Linked DNA regions of Homo sapiens: region 2 is linked to region 1. Evidence: chromatin loops called from intact Hi-C (ENCODE). Cell type or tissue: right lobe of liver. All regions are shown on one strand. Links, peaks and the distances in the headings refer to the core of each region. The heading gives the core; the rest is flanking DNA.

Evidence for each region. A loop is a pair of places that touch in the nucleus more often than their neighbours do. Peaks named below come from ENCODE experiments on the same cell type or tissue, not always from the same donor. Only the 100,000 strongest peaks of a DNase experiment are listed, where the experiment ranks them.
Region 2: a loop joins it to region 1, with 2.6 times the contacts of the local background. A loop is called at or near these places in 3 of 110 quality-filtered maps.

The regions. Positions count from the first base shown.
Region 1 is chr6:25,886,990-25,896,074 of GRCh38, forward strand. No RefSeq gene overlaps it. Among named protein-coding and RNA genes, the nearest start is that of SLC17A3, 17 kb to the left of the region's middle. In right lobe of liver, for the core only: a CTCF peak has its summit at 3,668 (motif pointing left); no DNase peak of the experiment used is centred there.
Region 2 is chr6:25,827,064-25,836,148 of GRCh38, forward strand. SLC17A1 (solute carrier family 17 member 1) reads right to left here and starts at 4,989. Exons shown (of 13, transcript NM_005074.5): 1 at 4,931-4,989; 2 at 3,461-3,544. The coding sequence starts at 3,494. In right lobe of liver, for the core only: a CTCF peak has its summit at 4,878; a DNase peak (open chromatin) is centred at 5,178; H3K4me3 peaks cover 1,938 bases; H3K27ac peaks cover 2,649 bases.

The DNA.
Region 1 (9,085 bases), core at 389-8,388:
TATCTGTGTATAAATATAATGCAAGACTGTTACATTATATTTTTAACTGCTTTTCTATGAATGAATGCTATTGATATTTGTGTTATAATACTGTATTTGGCTGCTTTGCTAAATTTTATCATTTCAGTTTTCCAGGTTTTCCTCTAGGATTTTCCAGGTAGACAGTAATCTGTCAAGCAGGTAAGTAGTTTCTAAGCAGCAGCACAGGGGCAGCTGCTAGGCTAGCTTGCCACATTTTTACATATTTAGCCAGGAAGGAGACAATGAATCCAAATGTTAGACAGTTTGTCTTAATCAGTTTGGGCTGCCATGAAAAATTACTATAGGCTTAAAAAATAGAAATGTATTTCTCACAGTTCCAGAGGCTGAGAAATCCAAGATCAAGGCACCAGGAGATCCACTGTCTGCTGAGGACCCACCTCCTGACTTGCAAATGGCCGTCTTCTCCCTGTATCCCCACATGGCAGAGAGCAGAAAAAGAGAGAGAAAGCAAGCTCTCTCTTGTTTTATAAGGATGCTAATCCCATTCATGAGCTCTCCATTATCATGGCCTATTTACCTCCCAAAAGCCTCACCTCCTAATTCTATCACAATTGAGGTTGAGGTTTCAATATCTGAATTAGGAGAGAACAAACATTCAGTCCATAGCACAGTTTATGCAAAACTGTTTTGCATAATAGCAAAAACAGTTTTTTTGCAAATAGCAAAAACAAAATCAACATGATGTTACATCCCTGTTTGACTAGTTCCAAAAGAAGACATGAAACTGGAAGGGCCAAATGACAAATGACACAAGAGGTGGGCTGTTCTGTCATTGAGGAGCCAACTCCACACTACAGCCATGCAATTTTATAGCCTGCGTCTACCCAAAGGGCACATGTAGAAAGTCCTATGCCTCACTGGAACCAGAGAAGTGATAGATGAGAAACTACCTCACAGCAGCTTCCCACAATAGAAGTAACTTCCATCTAGTTGGGGAGGCTGATGATAAGTGGCCTTGTGACAATTCCTCACAAAACTGCCTCTTCACATATAAATATAATATAATTATAATTATAATATGATATATTACAGGGAATTCTGCCATACAGGGGATTCTGGGAGGATCACAGGGCATTCTACCATAATGGATCAGAGTGCAACTGAGTCTTGCCTGTGTGGCCTATGTGCAGATCTGCAAAGTTGCCAGGGTGCCATAGAAGAGCCACTGTCCTCCACAAATCATATGATTATTTTACTCTGTTTGTTTCAGTAATTAAACCTCTTCTCTAAATACATTATATAATAGTCTGAAGTGATGATTTAAAATAGTGATAATAGTAGACTTGAATTTCTCAGATATAATACACATTTTTCTTTGATATATATTTCTGCCATGTTACTAACAGGCTTTAATTAAAAATAAGTATAAAATATTAGCATCTACCTACCCATTTAGCAACTAGTAGATGCATATGGTTCTTTTCTCCTTTAATTTGTGTCATGAATTCCATTTATAGTTTTTATCATTAGCAACAATAGAAGCCATAATAATGGAAAAATATCCTGAAAATGCTGTGGCAAAACATTTTTCAATCTAGAATTCTATGCACTGCTAAACTACAACTATAGGATGGAGTAAAATAAAGACATATAGACAAAGACTGAAAAATTTTACAACTCACAGAAAGACACTTAAGTTAATGTATAGTAAAAGAAAATATTTTCACCATTTGGATTTCAGAAATCTAAAAGTTTTATAACACACTGTTAGAACATAAGGAAATGAGCAATGAAATAAATTATTGATAGATGTGTAATTTGTTGCAGCCGTCTGTGAAGAGCAATTTAGAAGTGTCCATTAATATTTAAACACAGATACTTTTGACCCGCAAATTCAACCAAGAGATTTTCACCTGTAGTTACACTTGCACTGGTGTGGGCTGAAGTATATGCAAGAATATTCATTGCTACATTGTTAATAGCAAAGAAAGAAATCAATAATATAAAACATATAGCATTTAATATGGTGAACACCCTGTTAAGAGTGCTTTACATATGTTAACTCATTTATTAACTCTCCCAACAATCCTCTGAGGCCAGAACAATTATCATCCCACATGACAGATGAGGAAACTGAGGAGCAAAGCTGTTAAATAATGTGGCAGGCACTGTTATGTGTCTTTTACCTCTTGTGGAAAAGACAGTCTTATATGTTGACAAACCCATTTTTCTTTTCCTGAGCTACTGGACTGCTCATTCCCATCATCCTTTGAAGTCACCTTCTATGCCTCCACTGAACAGCCTGCATTAGATGGTGATGCCAGTAGGAAATAAACATTTGCTTTCTTAAACCTCTGAGATTTTGTACAGTTTACTTGTTAACACTGTAAAGTCTAGCTTACTCTGACTCATTCAGAAATTGGTACCAGAGGTGGAGTACTACCTTAACAAAAAACTAAAATAATTCTCCTGTCATTGCTCCATGAAAAAATCATGGGGGCAGTGAAGATAATGCAGTATGAACTGTATTTCAGTGAGGATGGGGCACAAACTGGATGCAGACAAGTAACAGCCAATTAGTTTTCAAGGGTAATGTGGCATGTTTCACTTCTTTGTTGTCTGGGCCAAACTCCATTTTAAGATCCCTACTTCTTTATTCACCTGTATGTACTTTAAAAAGAGCTCTAAAAGCAAAAAACTCAGTTTTCAAGCCTCCTTGCAACTAATGTGGTCTTGATGCACATTTCTGGCCAGGAACACATAAGGATTTTCTGATTTGAGAGTTGATGTGAACTCTGGATATGCACCCAATGATTATGAAACAAAAAAATGAGGAGGGAAGTCAAAAGACTTGGCATAGGTGTATTAGCCTAGAGGTGACAGATAAACTGAAAATCTCAGTGGCTTACAAAAATAAAGATGTATATCTTGTTCACACTACATTCATTGAGATTGGCTGTAGCCCTTCTCCATGTCATCTTCCTGTCAAGATCTAGGTCAGTAAGGTGGATTCTATGTGGAAGATGGGTGGTTGCATTATGGAGAGAAAATAAATAATTTGGTGAGCCATGAACTGATGGTAAAAGTTTATTGTGGATGTGACTCATGTGACTTCTATTCACATTTTATTGACCAAAGTAAGTCATATAGATATGCCTGATGCCAATTGCCTAGGAAAGTATCACCATCCCAGAAGGAAGGGCAGAGATATTTGTAATTAAAAATACAATTCATCACAATCCAAACTTCTGATCACAAATATTCAGTTCATGCTCCTTTCCACACACAAAATATATTCAATGGGTGCCCCTCTCCCACTCCAAGAAAGAAAACCCAAAAGTCCTATCCAGTCACAGCATCAGCACTGAAGTGCAGGATCTCATGACAATCTCTGCGTAAGTCTGGATTTGGGTCCTTTTGTTCTGAAACCAATAAAATGACGTCTGCCCCACCTCTACTCTACCGCACAACCGCATGTACAACAGTGGAACAGGAATAGGATAGCTACAAAAATAGGAAACAGAAAATACTCACTTGTTGGAGGAAATTATGAAATCATCCAGGGCAGATATTGTAAAGTTTTTCTACACTGGATGTGTACTGACTGATTCCTTGCTTAGTCCATAGTTCTTCACCCTCAGAACAGCTCGTTGTTTTCCATGGCCTTTGGCTCCACCTTCTGGGGAATCTTTTCTTTTCCATTATTCCTTTTGGCCACATTTGAAGAGGACATTGGATATGCCCCTCCTTAGGAACTGAGCATCTTTCACTGTCCATCTTCTGCCAAAAAAATTGAAAATAAATAAAATTTAAAAATTGGTATACCAGGGTAAACCAATATATTTTTTGAGTCCTGAAGTTATGGTCTCCTTTAGTCCAGACTGATTTGTACAACTCTCAAGGCCCTTTACATTGCCTTGCTTACAACCAACTTTGCATGCTAACTTTACTTGCCACCCCTCCCTTCCCAATTAATTTGAAGATGTGCTCTTCTCTCTTCAAATCTTTCTCTCGACTTAATTTTGGGCACTTCAAGCCTATCAGATTCCCATGGGAAAGCCATGTTCTTTGTCTCATTTTTCTGAGCCATTTTATTGAATCAAAAGTATTTACTAGATACTATCTTAATTCAGAGGTTTGAACAACAAACATGAACAACCTCATTGTTTTGACTTTAGTTCTTGTCATGAGAATGACTTTTAACAAGTTTTTTGTTTCTTAAGTCATTTCTCAATTGAGATGAAGTTTTTTTCTTCCAAACCTAAAAGTCTAGATATTCTGAAACTGGCCAATTATTTTTGGGCCTCCTATATTTTTGGAGAACTTTGTCAAATGCAACCAATAGTAACAAAGGCACACTACTAACAGCCAATATCTCAACCACTTCACCCAAAGCAAGAAGCTCATTAGATATATTATCAGCTTTCCAAGTTGCTTTGGGCAAAAGTTTAATGTATTTCAAAGGTTATGCTTCTAGCCTCCAAAATTTTTTTTCCTTTGCCTCCTGATAAGTCCTGAAACCAACACTACACGCATTTTGGACTTTTGTTTGTTCGTTTGTTTCTCTTGTGGTAGCATTTGACTTCCAGTACTAATTTTTTTTAAACCAGTCAGAACAGGGTAGGTTATGCTGCAGTAGCAAATAATCCCCCAAATCTCAATAGTTTACAAGAACCTCCTTCATTCTACATATGCAATGGACAGCTGTTGCTCTGTTCCACATCATCTTCACAATAGCACTGGATTGATAGGACAGCTTCCATCTAGAACATAATAAGTCTCATGACAGAAAAGAGAGAGCATTGAAAAAGTTTTTGACTGGAAATGACACATCATTTTGGCTCAAATTACAGTAGTCAAATTAAACCACATAAACAATTTTGATATTAATGAAGAAGGGAAATATAATCCTTCCTCAAGAGAGGGGAAGAAAATATCTGTGTACAAATCATTGGTGGATCAAAAAGTAGAGCGAGCTTCGATCCTTGTTGTCATCATTATATCACTGCCTTACTTTTGAGCTGTCTAAACCAGTGTTTCCAGTTCATGAGTTCAGCTATTCTAATTTACTACTTAACTCACATGTTAAGGTTTTGGTTTTCTTCAGTGACAGTAATTATCAGGTTTCTTTACACATCTCATGCATAACTGTTTGGTCTATTCCTATTCACTCTTTTTGCTATTATAGTCATCATTTCTATTATTTCTTCTTGTGTTCACTTATCTGAAAATATGAGGATGGCTATTTGAATTTCCTTAACTCATGGTAGATTGTTTCCACATTTGCTTTATAATTTCTGATGGTGAGAACATAGTAAATGGAAATTTACTTGAGGGTGCTCTAATGGCTAGGAATTTAGCGATTAACACTTTTGAGATGATTTCTGTTTGTTTCTGCTAAGTATCACCAAACTAACTATTTTTGTGTTCATTTCATGGCTTTCCAGGTCATGTACATATTGTACATTTGAATCCTAAAACAAAGCAAGTACAAACTGGTATTTATGCACTCTCAACATGGGCTAACAGAGAAAACCTATCTTGTCTCCCAGTCCCAATAAACATATGTTTTCTAGTTTACCTGCCACTGCAGCTATGGCTTTTTGTGCATCCTGGCTTTATGCAGAGTGACAAGGGGGAAAAGAGACTCATTGAGGAAATTTTAACTGTAATGTCAAATAAAGAAGGACATTAGATTGGTACATGTAACTAGAAAAAAATATGTTTTATTCTCTTGAGTTGTTGGCATGATGTTTTTTAAAGTAGGGTGATACATGATGGACATTGTGTGATAAGAGTTGGTTTTGACTTGACAATGTAGCTGAATGTAATTCAGGATAGGAAATATAATAGTCAGTTACCTCTATTTCTATTGTGTAGGATGACCTTGGAAGTAGCAGTCATGACCAATTTTAGAAAAATTATAAGATAATAATAAAAAAGACTTGAAGGGAAAGAAGCCATCTTTCTGCCCTCAAATAGATTCATAGCAGCAAAGGCAAATATAGGAGAAGTGGGCCAATGAAGATGAAGTCAGGAATGCTTTGATGTGCCTCCAATCTCCTCTTCAGTAAGACTAGCCATGCCTATCTTTAACCATTGTCTTAGTCCCTTTCATGCTGCTATAACAAAATATCACAGACTGTATAATTTATGAATAAAAGAAATTTATTTATCACAGTTCTGGAGGCTGGAAGTCCAAGATGAATGTGCTGGCAGGATTGGTGTCTGGTGAAGGCCAGGTCTCTGCTTCCAAGATAGTGCTTTGTTGCTGCATTCTCCAAAGGGAAAAAACACTGTCCTTACGTGGAAGGGCAAGAGGGCCAAACTCACTCCCTCAAACCCTTTGGTAAGGACACCTAATCCTATTTATGTGGGTGGAGCCCTCATTACCTAATTATTTCCCAAAAGGTCCCACTTCTCAATACCACCACCATAAGGATTAAGTTTAACGTGAATTTTGAAGGGAACACCATCATTCAAACTAAAGCAACCATAAGCTTGTTTTTAATTGTTTTTGTTTTTTGGACAAAGAGCAAAAATCCATTCTTTTTTTTAAATTTTATTTTATTTTTTTTTTGAGACGGAGTTTCACTCTTTTTGCCCAGGCTGGAGTGCAATGGCCCGATCTCAGCTCACCGCAACCTCCGCCTCCCGGGTTAAAGCGATTCTCCTGCCTCAGCCTCCCGAGTAGCTGGGATTACAGGCATGGGCCACCACACCCGGTTAAGTTTCTGTTTTTAGTAGAGACGGGGTTTCTCCATGTTGGTCAGGCTGGTCTCGAACTCCTGACCTCAGGTGATCCGCCCGCCTCGGCCTCCCAAAGTGTTGGAATTACAGGCATGAGCCACTGCGCCTAGCCAAAAATCCATTCTTTTACTGGATTTCAAGCTTCCTCTTTACCTAGCCCTTATTCTTCGTATGTTTTCTGATGACAAACTAAGATTAAGAACAAGGTTCACGTCTTCATAAAGTGAAGAGTGATGATGTGTCAGCACGAAGGGCCAAGTTTATTTTATTGGCTATCATGCTGGGATTGGGGTTTTCATTGTATCAAGTTAAAGGTTGTGTCTTACATATGTCAGGCATATATGATGCCTCAGGCAGAAAGCCACATTGAACCAACTTCAGGAAAGAAAGCAACTGGGTTAGGGAGCTCACCAAACAGAAAGAACAATGGATGTAGCAAGAACAGCTCCAGACATCTCATGGTCTAGAATTCAAGATTTTAATCTCATTCTCTTCCTCCCCCTTTCCTTCCTCTCCCTTCTTTTTTCCCCTTCTTTTTCTCCCTCTCATTCTCTCTCCTTTCCTTTTTCTTTCTCTACTCTTTCCTCACTCATGACCCCAAACGGCTCTAATTTCTGCTGTTTTCTTGCCCATCACGTTCCTTCAGTTAGTCTTTTCTAGGAGAGAAAAGCCCTTTGCCTGGCAGTCTGGAGTGTCATCCTTATATCTTTACTATAAGAGAAGAAGAGGTATTTGGGTTCAGCCTCCAGATCAGAGAATCTCCTGAAGGACTTTTATTGGCTTAACTCTGGTCACTTCCCTAATTCTTGAACATATCATCCCAGCTGATGGAGGTAGAGTTCTCCCATTGGCCAAGCTTGTAGGAACCTTTGGTAACTTGGAGGGCTCTAAGACCATAAAACAAGAGTTTTCCAAAGCACTAATTATGTCTCACTAGTGAAATCAATTTGAATTGATATGAACAATATATTTTTTAAATGAGATATATAATAGGATAAATCAAGGCCTTATTCAATAAAATTAAAAATTTCAGAGTGTATTTCACTCTGAAATAAAGGTAACTGTTTTGTAAGTATTCTATTTTATTTATATGTGTTTGTGTTTCTGAGTATGTCCTGAGTTGCACGATAATACTATATTTCTTATTGGGTAACATTGTCAGAAAAGTTTCTAAAAACTTTCTCTGCTGCACTTATTTTATACATTTTATTTATGTTAATAATCTCACATTTAACACACTTATGATTTATTCTCAACAGAAAAAGGTGGTATTTCTTTCATTTAGTCTTTTAAAAAGCTCACATTATCAAATGATTGCTCAATCATTTAATCTCTTTGCTTCTCTTATATGCATTGATTTAATAAATATGTATACTAGTTTCTCCATCGATTCTTTAGATTTGAAACTTATTTTCCTTTTATTCTTACAAAACTGACTTGTCTATAGGCCCACTTCTACTTCCTTTATTCTATCATCTTCCTCAACTTATTCTGTGGTCAAAGAATGGAGAAATAATATTAATAATATGTTTTTCTCATCAATGACTTCCACCTGTTCTCTGAGAAATTCAGCTTCAAGAACTTTAGTTTGATATGACTGCAAAGATAATACACAGTCTAAATCATAAAAATGTCTCAAAGGTTTTTTTTTTATTTGTTTCTTTGAAATATCCATGAACAGGCATGTTTCTCCCCTGTAGTGCAATTTGTGTGAAATTCTGGCATGCACTTAAGAGGATGTCCTAAAATACCAATATTTAATTGATTCTAAGTCATGTATTGTATCACATTTTTGCCCATGGATTGTTGAAATCCATGGACAAAACTGATAGCATTTTAGAACTTCCTTTGTCTAGTGGCAGTCTTGATATATTCACACTATCTATTGACAAAAAATCTAAAGCACCAGGCTCAAAGCTTGTAGAGTAGGTGTCAGTGATTTGGAGGACATCTCTAGGGCAATAGTAGAGGCATTTTTAACCCCTAACAACTAAATGATCATCAGAAGTGAGTGATATCCTCACTCATGACCCCAACTGCTCTAATTTCTATTGTTTTCTTGCAGAAATGAGAGCAGGTGGGGTCATGGGTGAGGAATGAGGTGTTGAAAGTGAATGGGGTGTTGAAAGCAAGGTGTTTAGCAGTGTTCTGAAAGCATACATTTAAGTAGGCTATCCGGGCACTGTCAATAGCTAAGTGTCAAGCTAAGTACTCTATTTTATTCTAAGAACTATTTTTAGAAATGCTGAATCAACAAATCTCAGATGGCACAGAGGTTGTCATTTTTGAATAATATGAATATCAGTAATTTTAGTTGGAAAAGAAGATTTTCAAAGAGCCATCTAAGTTTCCA
Region 2 (9,085 bases), core at 725-8,724, 60 kb before region 1:
AAAAATGTAATTACTTATTGATATAAGCTAGAGTAATCAGTTGGTGTACAGCCAAACAAGTTCATTGATGGAAGAAAGTAGGGAGTCCAGAAACAGATACACATATATGGTTAACTTTTTAAAAATAAATGTACTAATGCAATCCATTGGAGGAAAGTAAAGTGTTTTTCAACAAATGGCATTTTTTTCAAGAGAAATACAGGTATATGTCTACAAAACAACACATACAGAAATGTTTATAGTAGATTTATTCAAAATAGCAGAATGTTTGGAAAGAATGGACATATCATGGTATGTTAATACAATGCATATTACTCAGAAATAAAAGGAAAGAACTACTTATACACAACAATTTGGATAAATCTGGATGAATTTCAACAAAAACATGTTCAGTTAAAGAAGCTAGATACCAGACAGTATATACTATAGGAATCTAGTTTTATGAAGTTCAAAAACAGGCAAAGTTAATCTATATGGCCCCCTCCATCTCCAAAATCAGCAATGGGAACCTACTTTATGTTGAATCCCTCTCACACTTTGAATCTAGCTACTCTGCCTCTGACCTGTACAACCAGATTTAAAGGGCTCATGTGATTAGATCTCTCCTAACTGCATAATTTCGCTATTTAAGATTAACTGATTTGGGACCATAATACATCTGCAAAACCCCTTGAAGCAGCACCTAGCTTAATGTTTGCTTAAATAACTGGGAGAAAGTGTGTATACACCAGGGGCTGGGAATCTTGAGAGAAAACTTAGAATTCTGCCTACTACAGTCCACCATCTGGCCCTTAAAGACTCATGTTCATTTCACGTGCAAAACATATTCACCCATTTCAAGCTTCCCAAATTCTTCATCTTATTACATTATCAGCTCAAGTTCAAAACCTCATCAAAATCTCATAGCACAAAGTCCAAAATCTCATCATCTAAATCAGGTGTGGAAGAGGGGCCTATGATTAATCCCTCCTAGGGCACAATTTCTATCTGTGGGCTTGTGAAACTAAAGAGACAAGTTATATGCCCCTAACACTTTTACCACGTAATGGTGGAACAGGTGTAGGATAAAGCTATAGACATTCCAGTTCCAAGGTGGGAAAAATAGAGGAGAAAAGGAGTCATCGATCCATAAAGGTTCTGAAGTTCAGCCAGGCCAATGTTGGATTTTTCATAAGGTCTGGAGATAATTCTTGTGGCTCTTGGCTCCACCCTCTGGGCTTTGGGCTGTATCCTCTGTGCTCATTGTTCCACCCAAGAATAAAACAGGGGCCAGGGAGCTTGGGTGCCATCTTGGAATTCTGTCTACTGCACATTCATAGTTAACTAAGAATTTTTTATTGCAAATAAATATTAATATCATAAATAAATAGATTTTTTATATCTATTGAGATAATCATACTGTTTTCCTCTTTCAATTAATTTGTGTGGAGTGACATGTATACATTTTCTAACATTAAGTTACTCTTTTATTTTAAGAATAAACCTGACTTAGTGTTGGTGGTTGCTTTTTTAATGTTTTTATAAATTCTTAGATTTGTTTTGTTCTGTTAATATTTTATTTAGGATTTGGTGTCTTTATAATTTTCATAAGACTATTTTGCTTTATATATTGGAAGCTATTTTATTAGATAATAAATATTTTACATCATCTTACCGAATTGAATTTTATATCATTTTGCAACATTCTTATAGAATCGTTTGAACTAGCAAAAGACTGTAAACAAATTAGATGTTTATAAATCAGTGACCATTTAAATAAATTATAATATATCCATCCATACCAAAGTCATTTGCAGCTATAAAAATGCTAAGGAAAATCTCTGCCAAAAATTGTGGAATACTCTTTAGATAAACTGTTAAATGAAAAAAAGCATTAGTACCCAACAAATAGTTGGCTAGTTTTCTGGCCAACTGAGCTTCCGTTGTTAAAAGATAAGAATATTAGATAAAATATGCTTAAAATAAACCATTTTTTTAAAAGCATGGGTGATCTAAGAGGAAAGATGAAATATTCAGGCCAAGGGCTTAGTGAAGATGGGGGCCTCAAAACATAAGTTGGGCCTTGAAGTCAGATGTTTCACTGTGGACTTTTGATCTTGGGATTTTTGGCCTTCCATGATATGGGGACAACAGGAATCAAATACCAAGGTCCTAGCGATGCGATAGTGTATAGTAGGAGACCCTCTCCTAAAATGCTTGGATGTCAAAGATTTACATGGTTCAATGGAGGATGAACACATTGCCCCCTTATCTTGTCAGTGGACTGCCAAGAAATTTTGTGCCATATGAACTTAAGAGCTGAATAGAAGGGGGTAAAAGAATACCCCTGAGAAATTTAATCATCAGCCAGCCCTTCCTTTGATTTGCTGCCTAAACTCAGTATCATAGGGAAGTGAATGGATCTAGAAAGCTATCAGAAACTTTGTAAACACACCTGCAGGAGTCTCTACATGGTAAAAGGGAAGTCATTGTCACCATGTCAGAGAAGGGCTCATTGTCTTAGTCATTTAGGGGTATGCTTTTGAGTTTTACTCATTTCTCTCCTCCACATTGCTCCAGGAAGTCCATGAATTATGTCTAAACAAGTTTTAAGTTAAAAAGAAGACCACAGGGGGAATTCTAAAGTGTTTGGGATTGAGTAATAAGAATACCGCATATCAAACTCATGGACAGAGTAAAATGTGCATCTGTAAATATATTTATCAAAAAAGAAAGAATTTAAACACTTGGAAACTGAGCAAAGGAACAAACCCAAAAAGTCTAAAAGGAATTAAATGCATAAGGGCAGAAATGAATAATATATAGAAAAAAACATATATATATAAACTTTGAATGCAGATTAAATGGACAACTTAAACAATCAAAATAATTAAGTATCAAAGTTGATACAAGAAGAAATACATAATTTAATATACAGTAACTTTTTCATAAGTTGAAAAAGTATACAATCTATCGCTCATCTCCTTTTCTGGGATTTTGTCCCCTATGACATTGACACAACGCTAAACCAATAGCAGTAATCCTTTATTGTCATTACACTACCCTGCCTAAAATAAACAGCTTCTCTCAAAAAATATTCAGTACACATTCAGCTGTTGATGTCCAAGAATGCAGGGACTCAAGAACATTCATCCTGCCTTACTTCCACTTACAGATCTATCTCTCTTTCTCTTGGAGATGGAACCAAAATAGCCCAGTTTTTTCTGATATTTTCCACTAAATGATAAACTGACAAGTGCGCAAAAATGAAAATAAAGTGTAAGCCACCAGAGTATGTAGAATCTTTTTATTTAGGGCTTTTCTGGTGGAAAACCATAGTAGGACTGGTTTCTTCTACCTTCTTTTCTGAACATTTTTAAGACCCCATATGTATATCACAAAAATATTCTTCCACATGGAATCTGTGATGTAATATTTAAGAAAAAGAACACCTGTTTAATGGAACAGAATAAAGTGCTACCTTTTTTGGGAGGCAACCGGTTATCCATTTGCATACACGGCTGAAGTTGCTTCTCTTCTTGCTGAAGGGTTTTGCCTCCACCCACTGTGAGTGCAAAACACGTTGATGTCAGCATAATGTAGAGAGGCAACTGACCAAACACTACCCAGTACTCCTCTCTGATTTAAAACCGCTTCCAAGGATAACTTGCTCCATCACAGCAGTGCCCATTCACCTCCATTATGTGCTTCCCTTGATATTTATTTTACTTTTGTGATTGTTTTGGTTGATTAAAAATATATGGAAGACCTGAAAACTACAGAGAACAAACAAATAACCCTGCCAATCCAGAATTCTAAATCCGTGATAATATTCCTCCAAAGTGAGAAATGGAAAGAATTCATTGCCAGTAGACCTGCCCTGTAAGGAACACTAAAAGAAGCCTTTCAGGCAGAAGGAGATTGCTATAGGTCAGAAACTCGGCAGTATGAAAAGAAAGGAAGAATGTCAGAAAAGGAGTAAGCAAAGGTAAAACAAATTCCTTTTTTCCCCCTGTATCTTAATAGAGCTGGAAGATACTATCTGCTTATTGATAAGATCAACTCAAGCAGAGGCTAATCATTCGTTACACGTCCACATGCCCCTGTCCGTATCTTCAGTTTCCGTGGATAGAGCAGCCACTGATGCAAAGCTTTATGGCAGGAAGCTCAGTGGAGAATCAGAATGGAGCAGTCTCCTATCAGGCAACCCCTTACCATCAGAATTCAGCACCAATATGTGCTGGTCAGGTTAGACCTCAGGATTTTACCATATCAGATTATATGATACCTAGTGCCCCAAAGATACCAAAGTCCTGAGATTGGATTTGCAAAATATTTTTGAATAAGCAATTTGTCAACCATCATTATCACACATTGGAACCTCTTCTGGGGCTGCTGTTTATTTCAATACATATATACATACACACCAAATGCACACACAAACCACCCATACGTATGCACCACATACATACATACAACATAAACACATGGTACAAACTCCCCTTATGTTCTCCACACATACACTCCAGACACATAGCAAACCAAACATATAAATACGTTACAATACTGCATCCTCAAAACGGAAGTACAAACTACAAACACCACACACATAACCACACACACACATAAATGATGGGCACAGATGCACCAGGCGTACACAGTGTGCCACACACATTACAGACACAGCACACCACAGCTATACAAGCATCACACACTGTACAACACATACTTCTCTTTCCTTGTGTCCCTGTGAACCTCACACTGATTGCTAAAAATATGTTCTTTTTTCTCTTGTGAAAAGCCTCAGAAGATAGGGCATATTCCACCCCTCCCCACATTTTCCCCTATTGCTAAGTACTTTCAATAATATCTTTGCCAGGGAATGCCCCCTTACGGCCCTCTGGGGAATCAACTGATTGCTCATTTCATTTAATGAGCCCCGTAGACTAACCTGATTCGGGACAAAAAAGTGATTTCTTCTTCCGCTGTGAAGACTTTTCTCTCAACTTTACACAATATTGACTTTCTAGGATTACCAAGTTTAGCCCCATAAATCATTCACCAAATCTTTTGACATCACTGTGTCGAAGTTAAAAGCTTAATTTTTAACTTTACTGTTACCTTTTCCTTAAAGCTTCAGGGAAGGTGTGTGGGTCAAAATCATCCAGTGGACCAGAAACTGGGAATCTGCCAGTAATTTCATGGCATAATAAGCAGACACCCTTAGTCTCTCTCCCTGCCCAGGAGGTAGAGCTTGCCTGCCATAAGTGCTCTCAAGATTTCTCTATTAAGGATGGCTCTGAGTATACAATGCTGTTCTCACAGGAATGTTGTGGCTTTCTAAATGCCCCATAAATGCCATATTAAATTTTTACTCTTAATTCCCTTCCTTCCTTTCTTCCTCCTTTTCTTCCTTTTTTCTTTCTTTCTTCCTTCTCTTTCCCTTCTTCCTTCTCCCTCCTTCCTTGCTTTCCCTCCTTCCCTCACCCTGTCTCCTCCACACTCCTCTCTAAACAGTACATCTGTTTGACATTCAGCATACTCAGAAAGAGGTACATTTTATTGAGGCATGTCCTCTGGAAGGTGTGGCTTCTCTCATGGCTCTTCCTGCAATTACTGTAGGTTCTGGTTCATCCACTTGGTTATAGCAATATCCAGAAACATTAAAAAAAAAACATAGAGAGACAGGATCTCACACTGTCACCCAGGCTGGAGTGCTATGGTGCAATTATAGCTCAGTGCAGACTTGAACTCCTGAGCTCAAGGGATCCTTCCACTTCAGCCCCAAGTAGCTGGGATTACAGGTATGCAACACTGTACCCAGCTAATTGGTAGAGACAGGGTCTTGCTGTGTTGCCCAGGTTGATATCAAACTTCCTGCCACAAGCAATCCTTGTGCCTTGGCCTCCCAAGTGTTGGAATGACAGGCGTGAGCCGTCGTGCCTGGCCCCTAATACTTTTAACTTAGAACTCTTTGAAGGTAATCTACTAATTACTTAAAAATATCCAAGCACTAAAATCAGTGATTTTGCATTATAGGTAATTTATTTCATGCTTAACAAGTTTTTTTTTAATTTTTATCATGCTTTTAAAGTGCTCATTAAATGTTTGGCACATAGCAGATGCTCTGTAAATTCAACCAGTTATTTTTTTCCTCTAAAGAAATGTTGTAAATCTTTAACCCCTTTGCCCAGGAGACTTTGATGTTGTTATTCAGTTAGATTTTTTCTTTTTCAAAAGTCCAGATTCTGCTGGTCCTCTTCTGTGTGTTGCAGAATGTTTGTACTGTCCTGTTTCATGCTGGGCAATTTCTGGCATTTTCTGAAAGAGGAGCCCTTTTAGTGATTGAAACCCCTAGGTCAGCAGTTGTTCAAAGTCCATGTGTTAAATAATAACACTCCCATCTGCCATCAGTATCCCAGTTCTGGATACTGATTACCTGAAGGAGAACCATCTTTCTGTTTGCTGGCCCCAAAGCTTTCTGCTGCTCTGTGAGATTCTTTGAAATTGTTTCTTTTGGATTCTGTGTTTTATGTATTAAATTTTTAAATTTATCATTTTATTATGGAAATGTTTAAGCATACAAAAAAGTAGATCAGTTTAAGATAACTGTGTACATATTCACCCACTTCAATAATTATCAATATTTGGCCATTTGAGTTTTCATTTGGCCTTTTGAATGTTATCAACAACATTCAATGGTTGTTTTTTGTAGCATTTTAAAGCAGATCTCAGACATTATGTCATTTCTTCTATAAAACATTCAGCATGGCTATCTAATTCATTAGGACCTTAAAAGATATAACTAACATGGTATCAGCACATCTAGTAAATAAACAATAATCCCTTAACATCACCTAATATCCAACCTTTATGACAATTTTCCCAATTGCTTCAAAATTGTGTCCTTTATATTTGCTTGATTTAAGTGAGGATTTGAATAGGATCCACATAATGGCGCTTAATTGTTACGGCTGTCATGTCTCTTATTTTATAATAATCCCCTCTCCCAGTTTACATTTGCCATTACTTAAAAACAACAACAATAAAACAGGATCCCTTGCAGAGTGTCTCTCCTAATTGGTTTGGCTAATAGCTCGCTTTTAGGATTATTTGATATATTTTTGTATTTCCTTACATCCTGCAAACCGTGAGGTTTATATAGAGGCTTGGTTAGATTCAGCACAAAAACAATTCACAGGGATATGGGATGATACAGGGTACTATCGCTCCGTGTTGGGAGGCACATAATAGCAGGTTGTCTCACTTTTAGTGGTAGTAAGATTAATCAGTAGTTTCAGATATTCTTAGCCTGACTTATTAATAAAGTTTTCACCAACATTTCACCTATGGCTTTTAGCTACAGTTAGTAAATGTTGCCTAGATCTATCATTTGATTAGAAGTTATAAAATGGGCCGGGCGCGGTGGCTCATGCCTGTAATCCCAGCACTTTGGGAGGCCGAGGCGGGTGCATCACAAGGTCAGGAGATCGAGATCATCCTGGCTAACACGGTGAAACCCCGTCTCTACTAATAATACAAAAAATTAGCCGGGCATGGTGGCAGGCGCCTGTAGTCCCAGGTACTCGGGAGGCTGAGGCAGGAGAATGGCATGAACCCGGGAAGCGGAGCTTGCAGTGAGCAGAGATTGCGCCATTGCACTCCAGCCTGGGTGACAGAGCGAGACTCCGTCTCGAAAAAAAAAAAAAAAAAGAAGTTATAAAATAGTGATTTTCTAATTCTATCATGTCTCCTTCATTTATGAGCTAGAATTTTTTTATAAAAAAGGAAATTTACTTTATCAAACATTTGGTAAGCTGGAAATACAGATTTAATAGGAAAGTTACCATAGTTACTTGATAAAGTTCTAAAATAAGTTAGTGTCTTAGCAAAAATGACCAAGTACTATTATGACCTCATGGATTTTATTTGATGTTTTACAGTCTATTGCAGTTCTTATTCCTTTTCGATGCTCCAATTGTTCCTTCTTTGGTCAGTGGGAGTCCCTTCAAGCTGATTTCCATGTCATTATGATATGACTCTTGTGGTCTTGAATAGCTTTCTTGTCTTCCAACACACAAAAAACTTTCCAGCTTCCTCTTATATATTTTCTTTTTTTTCTTTTCTATTATCAGATCTGGGCTTTCTTAGGAAGTGCTGGCTCCTTTCAGCAGGAAATAATGTTTAGAGACCACACTCTGAACACTAAGTGCTCATTGTTCCTGGCTCTCACTGCTTTTAGATGTTTTCAGTGGAAGAACTTGAAAAGGGTATTTTTTTGAAAAGAAATTATAATTTTTTCCTTGTATTTCTAATTCAAATTTAGGATTAGGGCTATTCTCAAAATTCCTTTGATTTTATAGTCTTACATATTTCTCTTTTGTTGAATATCTTTGTTCCCAATGAATATACTTTTTTGCTTTATTATAGCATGCCTGTATTAACATGAAAATAATACTAATAGGATTGCCAAAATCAACTGCTGCCTTCCCCAGAAACAGATCCTGAGATGAAGATTAATGTTAAAGTGATGTAATGGTATTTTCGGGAAAACAAACCAACAACAAAAATAGTAAGGAGGTTGGGAAGTGGGCAGGGAAAGAAAGGAGACCAAACAAGGGTACAAAAACAAGCCAAGTCTGGAGGAAGGTAATTTTGGACTAATGCTACAAGAGAGCAGTGGGAACAGTGTAGTCTGCACCTCAGATTCATCCTAACCAAAGGTACAGAAGTTAGAGTATTTATATGCCAGTATCCATCAGTGGTTGGCTACAGGGTATCAGGTTTTGAAGGGAAGGCATGGGTTAAAGAAAGACATACACACACACACACACACACACACACACAGAGAGAGAGAGAGAGAGAGAGAGAGAGAGACTGGCTTAACAGCAAATGCTGGCTTTATGTCCAGCATTAGACCTACAGATGTGGGAGACCAGCTTAATGTCAGGGCCCACCGCTGCTTAAAGACTGGGGCAATTTATAGCTCTGGGCAGGAGGGATCTGGCAGGGGCGCGGCCTAATGCCTGGGAAAATGTTGATTACGTGTTCCCAGGATGAGGCCGTTCTAGCCCTTTTTCCGGCTGAATGTGGTGTTCTTTGCACT